Linked DNA regions of Homo sapiens: region 1 is linked to region 2. Evidence: read pairs that join two places in POLR2A ChIA-PET (ENCODE). Cell type or tissue: CD4-positive, alpha-beta T cell. All regions are shown on one strand. Links, peaks and the distances in the headings refer to the core of each region. The heading gives the core; the rest is flanking DNA. Region 1 holds the start of LOC124907755 (a long non-coding RNA gene). Region 2 holds the start of TRI-TAT2-1 (tRNA-Ile (anticodon TAT) 2-1).

Region 1 (5,370 bases), core at 117-5,116, 360 kb after region 2:
GTAATCCCAGCACTTTGGGAGGCCGAGGCGGGTGGATCACCTGAGGTCAGAGTTTGAGACCACCCTGACCAACATGGAGAAACCCCGTCTCTACTAAAAAATATATATATATATTAGCCAGGCCCCAACTACTCGGGAGGCTGAGGCAGGAGAATCGCTTGAATCCAGGAGGCGGAGGTTGCAGTGAGCTGAGATCGCACCATCGTACTCCAGCCTGGGCAGCAAAAGTAAAACTCCATCTCAAAAAAAAAAAAAAAAAAAGTAATATTTGTTAAGCAACAACTGTGCCCTGTGCTAAGTAAGTCTCATGAGTTCATTATCTCATTAATTTTCACAAAAACTCGCAAGTACTGTCAACCTCATTTTATAGGTGACAATCCTGGGGCCCAGGAGATAAAGTAGCATGCCTTGGGGGAGAGCTGGTTAGTGGCAGAACAAGGATGGAAGCCCTGGCAGGCATCCAAGGCAGGATCCACATGTTAAAGAGAAACCACTACACTGCACATTCTGGTCAGTCACTGTTGGACTTTTGCATTTGAGCCAGGGCTACCCATCTGGTGTCCCTGAGTCCCTGGGTCTGCCCCAGGAGGGCCAAGGAGGAATCAACTAATTCCAGGGCTATCTGTCCCCTCAAAGACACAAATTTGCACATGCTGGGAGCCTCAAGCCCCTTAGGAATCAGCATCATCCACAAGCTGATGCCTCCCACATAAGGGAACACATTTTCTTTTTTTCTTTTTTTGAGTCAGAGTCTCACTCTGTTGCTCAGGCTGGAGTACAGTGGCTCAGTCTCGGCTCACTGCAACCTCTGCCTCCCAGGTTCAAGCAATTCTCCTGCCTCAGCCCCCCGAGTAGTTGGGATTACAAGTACCAGCCACCATGTCCGGCTAATTTTTTGTATTTTTAGTAGAGACGGGGTTTCACCATGTTGGCTAGGCTGGTCTCGAACTCCTAACTTCAGGTGATCCGCCTGCCTCAGCCTCCCAAAGTGCTGGAATTACAGATGTGAGCCACCACACCCAGCCAAGGGGACACATTTTCAAAAGTACTTAGGGCTGTTGAATAAAATATACACTCATCTAAAAGCATTGCATGCCGGGCACAGTGGCTCATGCTTGTAATACCAGCACTTTGGGAGGCCAAGGTGGGCAGATCACCCGAGGTCAGGAGTTCAAGACCAGCCTGACCAACACAGACAAACCCCATCTCTACTAAAAATACAAAAAGTTAGCTGGGCGTGGTGACGCATGTCTGTAATTCCAACTACTCAGGAGTCTGAGGCAGGAGAATTGCTTGAACCCCAGAAGCGGAGGTTGTGGTGAGCTGAGATCATGCCATTGCACTCCAGCCTGCGCAACAAGAGCGAAACCCCATCTCAAAAATAAATAAATAAATAAAATTTTAAAAAAATTAAAGCACAGATGAAGGTATCCTTGCAGATGGTCATTTGTCTTTTTTTTTTTTTTTTTTTTTTTTGAGACGGAGTCTTGCTCTGTCACCCAGGCTGGAGTGAAGTGGCACAATCCGGGCTCACTGTAAGCTCCACCTCCCGAGTTCACACCATTCTCCTGCCTCAGCCTCCTGCGTAGCTGGGACTACAGGCATGTGCCACCACGCCCAGTTAATTTTTTTTTTTTTTTTGTATTTTTAGTAGAGACGGGGTTTCACCATGTTAGCCAGGATGATCTCGATCACCTGACCTCATGATTCGCCTGCCTCGGCCTCCCGAAGTGCTGGGATTATGGGGGTGAGCCACCACGCCCAGCCCATTTGTCCTTTTTTTAATCAAAAGATTTTAAAAGTACAAGTACTGCCACAGAGTGCAGGTCTGCAAAGTGTTTCGACTCTACAAAAGAGTGTTTGTATTTTAAAAGTTCAGGAACCATTTTACGGACTAAGACACTGAGGCCCTAGGAGATAGGGCTTCTTGGCCAAGTTGCAGAGCCAGCTGGGGCCCAGGGAGTTTAATCCAAGTGGTGTGGGTCTCCCTTTCTCTCTGTTCAGGGAAGTGCCCCCTTCATCCCCTCAGAGAAGGGCCCCAGGACTGCAGGACAGGCCATGGGGGGTGCAACCTTGGGAGGCATGAAGCTTGAGGAACTGAAGGGCTAGGAGAAATTCAAGGGCTGGGCACAGTGGGTCACACCTATAATCCCAGCATTTTGGGAGATCAAGGCAGGTGGATCACCTGAAGTCAGGAGTTCAACACCAGCCTGGCCAACATGGTGAAACCCCGTCTCTACTAAAAGTACAAAAAAATTAGCTGGGCGTAGTGGCAGGTGCCCATAATCCCAGCTACTTGGGAGGCTGAGGCAGGAGAATGGCTTGATCCCAGGAGGCAGAGGTTGCAGTGAGCCGAGATTGCGCCATTGCATTCCAGTCTGGGCAACAAGAGGGAAACTCCATCTCAAAAAGAAAAGAAAAAGAAATTCAAAGGCAAGGTTAGACTGTCTCTTAACAGACTGGGGACAACCCCAAGAAATAAGAAGGCACCCCCAGCCTCACCTGTTATTTACTTCTCAGAGCCTTCTGTGAGTCCAGCATTTGCAGGTCCTGCCATGGAAGAAGCCGGCTCTGGGTGGACAAGCAGGAAGACAGGAGGGTGGCCCTGGGTATACCATACCACTGGGCTCATGATATAGACCCCCCCAGTGGAAGGAAGCAAAGGAAAGACATTTCTGGGACATTTAGTGTAGGCCCAGCACTGTGTTTTTACAAGCGAGTATTTTTGTTTTTAATCTCAACAACCCTATGACTCCCATTTATACAGATACACCTCAGACCAGTGAAAAGCAGTTAAAAGGCAGAGCCGGCACTTAAACTTGACCCCACAACGTGGCCTGATCTGTGTTCTGGGGGTCTCCCCAGGCGCCGAGCTGCCAGGAGAAGGGTTGCCAGAGGGAAAGAGGAGGAGGTGTTGGCCCAGCCCCCACAGCCCCAGCCCAGGCGAACATCCTCTCAGCCTGCCTTTATTGTTCACAAAACCGAAAAAGTGATGATGGTTTTCCTTCCTCTCTTTAAGAAAACAACAGAATCAAAACAAACAGAGAAGGGGAACTCCCCTCCTGTAGCTTTTGCCAGAAATGAAAGGAAGAAATAATCCCCGTCATGACCTGGGCCGCCTCACTGCTGCAACAGGGTCTGGGAGGGGAAGAGAAAAACCCCTGCCCCCCGACCATAAAACCCAGAGTTTCTGCTTCCTGATACTGATACAAGCTCAACCTCACCCCCAGCAAATCCCTCACTGTCCTCTGTCCATCACCTCACACCGAAGATCTGACACACACACACACACACACACACACACATACACACAGCTGAAGCAGCTGAAACTTCCCAAAGAGCTTTAGTAAATCCTAAGGAAGGGCAAAGAGGAAATAAAAACATACAAGTCCAGGAAATAAAAACAGCCCTCAAAATGCATTCCAGCATGTTTGACCCCCCATAGTCACTTCCCACTTGAGGCTCCCAGGTCCTACCCCATTTCTCACTCCAGAGCTACCTGCACTGAGGCCCCCAAAGGACTAGAATAGCCTCACAGGGTCCTTTCCAAGCTCTAGATTTGGGCTTGCCTGTATCTCAGCTGCCTCAACAATCAAAGTCTAGAGCAGCGTAGAGCTTATGGTAATACAGGACACCAGATCCCATCCTCACAGGAGCCCTCTCATTCATAACTTAATATAGCTTTTAATTCCAGATAGCTTGTGCTGATTGGCTCACTTGGAGTGACTGGCAGCCTTCAGAGATCACTCTGTCCACAGTACACAGGGTTGTGGCCTTAAAGGCTCAGCAAGGTCATCATTTCTGAGCCTACAGTAACAGCCCTGTGGTCTCACAGAATGGGACCACCTGGTCAGCCTCATTCTTTAACAGGGACTCTAGGGCCCATAGCACCTTTTGAAAACTTCTGGATAAATTAAGGAATTTGTCTGTGGTCTGGATTCAAGGTCAGCGGGAGAACAGTTTTTCTCCATTATTACTAATTAGCCTCAGCAAAGACTAAATGACTACTTAGTAATATACTCAGTACTGTACCTGGTCCTGTGGGAAATGTACATATGAAGATAGATGAGTCTCAAAGCCTCTCAGGGGCAAGAGAAGGATGGAGGCAGGGAGAGGTTTCTGCCTAAACAATCAGAAAAGAGTCTATATGAAAACTCCTCTAAGAGCTGTTGGAGGGTTGGAGGGGATAAGGCAGCATGTGTGACATTGCTAACTGTTTGAGGATTATGGACCACAATGACCTGAGCTCCCTGAGGTCAGAAAATGTCTTGCCCCTTTTGGGTCTCAGGACTGATAGGTCCTGCACTTAGGAGGGGCTCAATTGGCATCTGTTGGGTGAATCACCATTTTCTGGCTTCACTGGCAGCAGATGGTCAGAGGAGGTCAAGCAATGATTATTCTCCTGAAGAAGAGACCAGACCAGGGCTGAAGCCAGATCTTCTACCTCTCTGAGCAATCCCTTTTTCTCAGCAGCCTCAATGCCCCACTCAGCCTTCAACCTTTCTCAACTGAACAGCAAGATAGTTATCCTCCTTTGCATTGTGGCTTTTTTTTTTTTTTTTTCGAGACGGAGTCTAGCTCTGTCACCAGGCTGGAGTGCAGTGCGCGATCTCGGCTCACTGCAACCTCCACCTTCTGGGTTCAAGCAATTCTGCTGCCTCAGCCTCCCAAATAGCTCGGATTACAGGCACGCGCCGCCACACCCAGCTAATTTTTGTATTTTTAGTAGAGACAGGGTTTCACCATGTTGGCCAGGATGGTCTTGATCTCCTGACCTCGTGCTCCACCCAACTCGGCCTCCCAAAGTGCTGGGATTACAGGTGTGAGCCACTGTACCCAGCCTGCACTGTATTTTTAATATATTCTCCAAGTGGCCTCTGGAGTTATTGTGCCAAAACACAGGTCAGATTATGTAATTCCCTTCCTCAGAAGCCTTTGCTGGCTCCCCATTGCCTGATGAATAAAGTCCTGGCTCTTTAGCCTGGCAATTAAGGCTGTTACTGCTGCTTCTCCCATCCCTCCATCCCCTGGAACTGGAATAAGCAGAGTGGCTAAAGGCTCAGGCTCCACACACAGGCTCCTGAGTTAAGATTCTGGCTCCACTCCAGAGCCTCTTTCTGAGCCTCTGTTTCCTGTTTATAAAATGGAAATAAGAAGAATGTCCACCTGTGAGGATTAAATAAGGTAGGTTTTTTGTTTTGTTTTGTTTTGTTTTGTTTGTTTGTTTTTTGAGACAGGGTCTCGCTCAGTCATCCAGGCTGGAGTGCAGTGGCTTAATCTCAGCTCACTGTAGCCTCCCAGGCTCAGGTGATTCTCCCACCTCAGCTTCCAGAGTAGCTGGGACTACAGGCGTGCACCACCACACCCAGC
Region 2 (5,370 bases), core at 209-5,208:
ATATTACTGCTGTATTTATGTATTTACTGAGACAGGGTCTCTCTCTGTCGCCCAGGCTGAAGTGCAGTAGTGTGATCTCAGCTCACTGCAACCCACAGGAGGTTTCGCCATGTTGGTCAGGCTGGTCTCAAACTCCTGGCCTCAAGTGATTCACCTGCCTTGGCCTCCCAAAGTGCTGGGATTACAGGTGTGAGCCAAAGTGCCCAGCCGGTATTACTGTTTTAAAGTTATACATGGATCTAAAATAAGTTTTATTTAACAATCCCTTCTCTATTACACATCATACACAAATTATTGCATGATAAAATACTTCCAAGGTGTTGGCAAGAGTATACATGGTAAAAGGGGTCCTCCACTAGTCAAGCCAGGCTGGAGACCTCTTATCTGGTCTAGATTCTTCAATTTATAGATGAGGAAACTGAGGCCCGGAGAGAGTAAGAGACTTATTACAGTCTCTTACAAACTTAAGAGGACCACAGCGAAGACTCCTAAGTTCATTGTTCTTTAGCGGCAGTCTGGGTGAGGTTAAGTGCCTTTCAGGTCCCAGGAGACTTTTCCTTGCTGGAAAAGATCTCCAGCAGCGGAGTTTCTGACCCTGCCCCCTTCACCAGGTGCAGCCTTACCCACACTAGGCTCATTAGAGAACAAATATTCTTGGGGGCTAAGCAATTTAGGTTCACTTTATGAGGGGCTGACTTCCCCTTACATGCAGTCGGGGATCAGTCAGTATCTGTGGAACCAATAAAGGAGTAGATCCATGAATGGGGCTAGTGGGAGGGGACGCTGGACCACCGAGGGCCAACTCTGCTGCTTGTGGTTCACCAGGTGGGCTCTGCCTGAGAGACTCCAGAGGAAGGGCAGATTCTGCAAATGCTACGGGATTTGAGAAGACGCTGTGCATGAGTCCACAATTTATTTGTTACCAGGAATTAACCCCTTTCAATTTAGGGGGGAAAAATCATCCCCACCCTGCACAAACCATGCATTTACCTTTACATCCTGTTCCAGCTTCCGGGAAGAACTTATTTAACGGATCACTCTCTGTTGCCCTTGATTTACCCTGGCCTCATCCACAAGTGCTCCAAGGAGCCCTAATCCTGGCATGCTGTAAAGAGCCCTGTATCCCACCACCTGCCTGGTGCGGGGTGGGATCTTGCGAGGTGTTGACCATCCCTGTTGTGAGTTCCTGAGTCTCCAGATGTGTCTCTCAGCTTACAAAACCATCTGGAAACAGCCTCCCCGGGCTTCTTTCTAAGGAGACTTTCCTAAAAACTCCTTCGGGAGGCCCCCTGCGTTACATAGAATCTTTTGCTACCTCCTCATGGTCTACCTGATCACTTTAACTCTTCTGCTCGAGTTTCAAGGCCTTCTACAGTCCAGGACCATCCCACTGCTTGACATTTGTCACCCTAACACAATCTGTTACTGTGGCCAAGTCACCCTCAAGGTGACTACACAAATGACCTTCATTCTGTCCATCGCTTGCTCATGCAGTTTCCCCCATTATTGCCATAATCATTCTGTTGTTTGCTCGGCTGGCTCTCCCAGGAGAGCAGACGTCATCAAACAGGTGACCAACATGCCAACAGGTGCTCAGAGACCATCAAGATGTGTGAGACAAGCCTGAAGGAAGAGACGGGGGTGGTGGGCACTCGGGAGGTGGCTGGCACTCTGGAGGTGGCTGCTACCTTCCCTGGAGGACCAGCTTCCTGGCAGGCTTATCAATTAGGTACAACAGGCACAGTGCATAGACCAGAAAAAATTTAAATGTTAATTTCTTTTGAAATGAGAAGAAAACGAATATAGTATTAAATGAAAAATAGTAATATGAATATAGCAATAAATTCAGCTTGAAATACATTCATTTTTATATCATCACAGTGGTAAAATATAATTTTCCAAAACTTTTTCTTTTTTTTTTTAAATGGAGGACAGGAGCTCACGAAGACAAAAGTGCCTACGGCCAAGAACAGTCATAATTCAGCCCTGGGTGCAGTGTTTAGATTTTGTTTTGTTTTTAAATGGATATCTAGATATTTGTATGAGATCGCCTGATTTTAAGTAATGGAAATTAGTTTTAACATCAAACATTTTGTGGCCCAACAAAACACGCAGGGTTTGGGCTGCAACTCCTCCAAAGCCGGGGCTATCTCCGCGTCCTCCGCTTGGGGTGGCCTGGCCGGGTTTCGGGGCCCCGCCTCCTGCCTGGAGGGCCCAAGAGCTGCCGGAACCTCGCGAGCCGGACCAGGCGCCAAGCCACAGCCGCGCGCCGCCACCGGCCCCTGGCCTCGCCCGGCCGGGGCGCCCCCGCCAGCCGCCACTGGGGGGCTCCGGACGCTCTCCTTCCGGGGGGCCCCGCGGGCAGTCGGATCGGGCCTCCCCGGGGCGCGGGAGCAAGGCCGCCCGGCTCAGCCCCAGCCCCAGCCCCAGCCCCACCCCCGGACCGCGTCACCACCGCGGCGAGGCCCGCCTGCCGCTTCCCCGGCCTGGGCCCTGCCCCTCGCGGGCCGGCTCCGGGACGCGAAGCCCATAGAGGGGGTTTTCCGGCCGCAGGCGCTGGGGCCGCTCCTCCTACGGCGAGGCCCGGGGCTGCGCGCTGCGCTCTTTGCAGGGCCCCCGTGGCCCTCCCGTCACGGCCAGGCTAGGCGGCCCCTCCATCCCCGAGGGCGACACTCGCAGGCTTCCCCGGCTCGATCGGCTGCGGAACAGCCGGGAGCTCGGCGCGAAGTCGCAGAAGGCTCGGGCCTGGGCTCGCGCCGCGAACGCGCATGCTCTGCCGAGGCCCGCCGCGGGCGCCAGCGCACCCTGATAGAGCCATCACGAGGCCCATTCAGCAGAGCTCCAGTGGCGCAATCGGTTAGCGCGCGGTACTTATACAGCAGTACATGCAGAGCAATGCCGAGGTTGTGAGTTCGAGCCTCACCTGGAGCAAGACCCTTTTGGATGTTCGCAACCCCTTTTGTGTATCTCGTTGCCAGAAGTAAGGAGTCTCTCTTTAGTCTTCTCCCTTCTTGTTTCTAACTGCTCTGCCGCACGTCCCCATTGGCCGCAAGCAGGAAGCAGCTCGCAGTGGACTCTCAATACCCCTTTTCCGAGCTACTTGTTGCCACCGCGCGACATCCAGCCGCTCGAACTCGGACATCCACCCACTGCGTCCTTCTAGTGCTCTTCTTAGGCGGGTCCTGTAACTGCACCTAGTCCCGGACCACAGGAGGGCGGATGGAGGTGGCGAGGCGCTCCACTGTGGCGGGGTCCCTAGCTGGCCGTGGGGATCGAATATTCTACAGGGCACTTCATTCTACAGTGTGAGCCCGAGCTCCCGGTGCGGAGATGAGGCCTGGGGCCGGGCCGCTGCCCCTCGCCCCCGGGCGGGGCCCAAGCACCGCCGACCATTCCCAGGCGTTGGGGCCCGAGGCCTAGCGCGGGGCGTCCGGGGAGCTGTGGGGAGACCTGGGGCGGCTGTTTTCCGCCCTTGTAACTCGTGATGAGTTCTTCCCCCTCGCTTCTGTCTGCAGAGACCAATAAGACTGCGGGCCCTTCTCCTCAACCCAGGCGCCCAGCCGTCCCTGGGCAGATTTGCAGTTTGGGGAATGTGCTCGGAGAGTTCCCCTCCCCATCATGTGCCCCTTCTCCTAGCGGCACGTCACAAATCCTGGTTCAGAAGTCCTCCCGGGGGCCGGGAAATCAGGCCAAGTGGTCGCCGGCGGATGCGCCCTGCCCCACATCGCCAGGGGGGGTAGGCAAAGCGGGCACAAGCTTAGTTAAGGGATGGAAAGCCTCCTGGACGTGTTCTTTCAAAGGGGAGATTTTCAGCTGTTTTCATGGACGGGATCGTTGCTAGATTTTGGGTGGAAATATTACCCCGCGAGTGGTGAAAATCAAGACCTAGAACGTTCAGAGAAATGGATGGAGGGCGGAGCTCTTGTCTATCTCCTGCGCTAGCCCAGGCTTCGGTTGCTCTCACCCATCCAGCCCCTCGATGCAGAACAGGAACCCTATGCCAACTGGAATGTGGGAAGGGCCGCCCACTTCCCCTCGTCCTGGTGCCGGGTTCCTCGCCAGCCCCGGGGAGGTCGCCTCTGGCTCACAGACATCCTCAGAGGCATGGGATAGGTCCCCTGTAGAAATGCAGCCCAGGCTTAGAAACAAATAAAATCTCTATCCATTAAAAAAGAATAATAATAATAATAAAAAAATAGGCGCGGTGGCTCACGCCTGTAATCCCGGCTTGGGAGGCTAAGGTCGGCGGATTTTTTTTTTTTTTTAATCACCCAGGAGTTTAAGACCAGCCTGGCCATCAGGGCGAAACCCCGTATCTACTAAAAATACAAAAATTAGCCGGGTGTGGTGGCGCATACCTGTAATCCCAGCTACTCGGGAGGCTGAGGTGAGAGGATCTCTTGGATTCGAGAGGCCGAGGTTGTAGTGAGCTGAGATGGCACCACTGCTCCAGCCTGGGCCAGACCTGTCTAAAAAAACAAAACAAAACAAAACAAAACAAAAAAAACTTGCGGCTGAGCGTGGTGGCTCACGCCTGTAATCCCAGCACTTTGGGAGGCCAAGGCGGGCGGATCACGAGGTCAGGAGACCATCCTGGCTAGCACTGTGAAACCCCGCCTCTACTAAAAATACAAAAAATTAGCCGGCTGTGGTGGCGTGCGCCTGTAATCCCAGCTACTCGGGAGGCTGAGGCAGGAGAATTGCTTGAACCTGGGAGGCGGAAATTGCAGTGAGCCGAGATCGCGCCACTGCACTCCAGCCTGGGCGACACAGCGAGACTCCGTCTCAAAAAAAAAAAAAAAAAAAAAAAAAAAGTATGCTTACTTTCTATAAAAAAAAAAACAAAAAACCCAACAGCTTTAATGGGATATAATTCCTATACCATACAACTCGCCCATTTTACAGTGTACAATGGATTTTAGTATATTCACAGATAAGTACAATCATCACCACAGTAAATTTTCAAACATTTTCATCACCTCAAGACTAGTTCTCACCCTCTCATCTTCCCATCCTGTTCCCCCACCAGCCCTAAGCAACCACAAATCCACTTTTTGTCTCTGTAGATTTCCCTAGTCTGGACTTTCCTACGAATGGAATTATACAGCATGTGGTCTTTTGTAATTGGCTTTTTCACTTTATAATGTTTTCAATATTCATCCATATTGTACCATATATCAGTGCTTCATTTCTTTTTATGACTGTATGACAGTCCATTGTATGGATTCTTTCCATTTTTGAATAATGGAGAAAGGGTTGGCATTTTCAAAAGGAAATTTGCCAAAAACTGCTTTGTAAGAGGTGATTAATTTTAAAATGCACAAACAGAAAAGTGATCAGACTCAGAAAGTGCAGGTTTCTAATCTTCAC

The links. Peaks named below come from ENCODE experiments on the same cell type or tissue, not always from the same donor. Only the 100,000 strongest peaks of a DNase experiment are listed, where the experiment ranks them.
Region 1: POLR2A ChIA-PET joins it to region 2 with 13 read pairs; 3 of 35 experiments call an interaction of 5 or more read pairs at or near these places.

The regions. Positions count from the first base shown.
Region 1 is chr2:43,171,550-43,176,919 of GRCh38, forward strand. It overlaps LOC124907755 (a long non-coding RNA gene), which reads right to left and starts at 4,026. Exons shown (of 2, transcript XR_007086298.1): 1 at 2,503-4,026; 2 at 1-239. RefSeq lists an enhancer at 2,654-2,733. In CD4-positive, alpha-beta T cell, for the core only: no CTCF peak of the experiment used is centred there; DNase peaks (open chromatin) are centred at 1,532, 2,512, 3,052 and 4,542; H3K4me3 peaks cover 1,270 bases; H3K27ac peaks cover 4,520 bases.
Region 2 is chr2:42,807,698-42,813,067 of GRCh38, forward strand. TRI-TAT2-1 (tRNA-Ile (anticodon TAT) 2-1) reads left to right here and starts at 2,839; the gene lies at 2,839-2,931. RefSeq lists silencers at 2,143-2,912, 3,203-3,492 and enhancers at 3,573-3,672, 3,703-3,782. In CD4-positive, alpha-beta T cell, for the core only: a CTCF peak has its summit at 2,082; DNase peaks (open chromatin) are centred at 2,184, 2,804, 3,494, 3,924 and 1 weaker place; H3K4me3 peaks cover 2,483 bases; H3K27ac peaks cover 2,744 bases.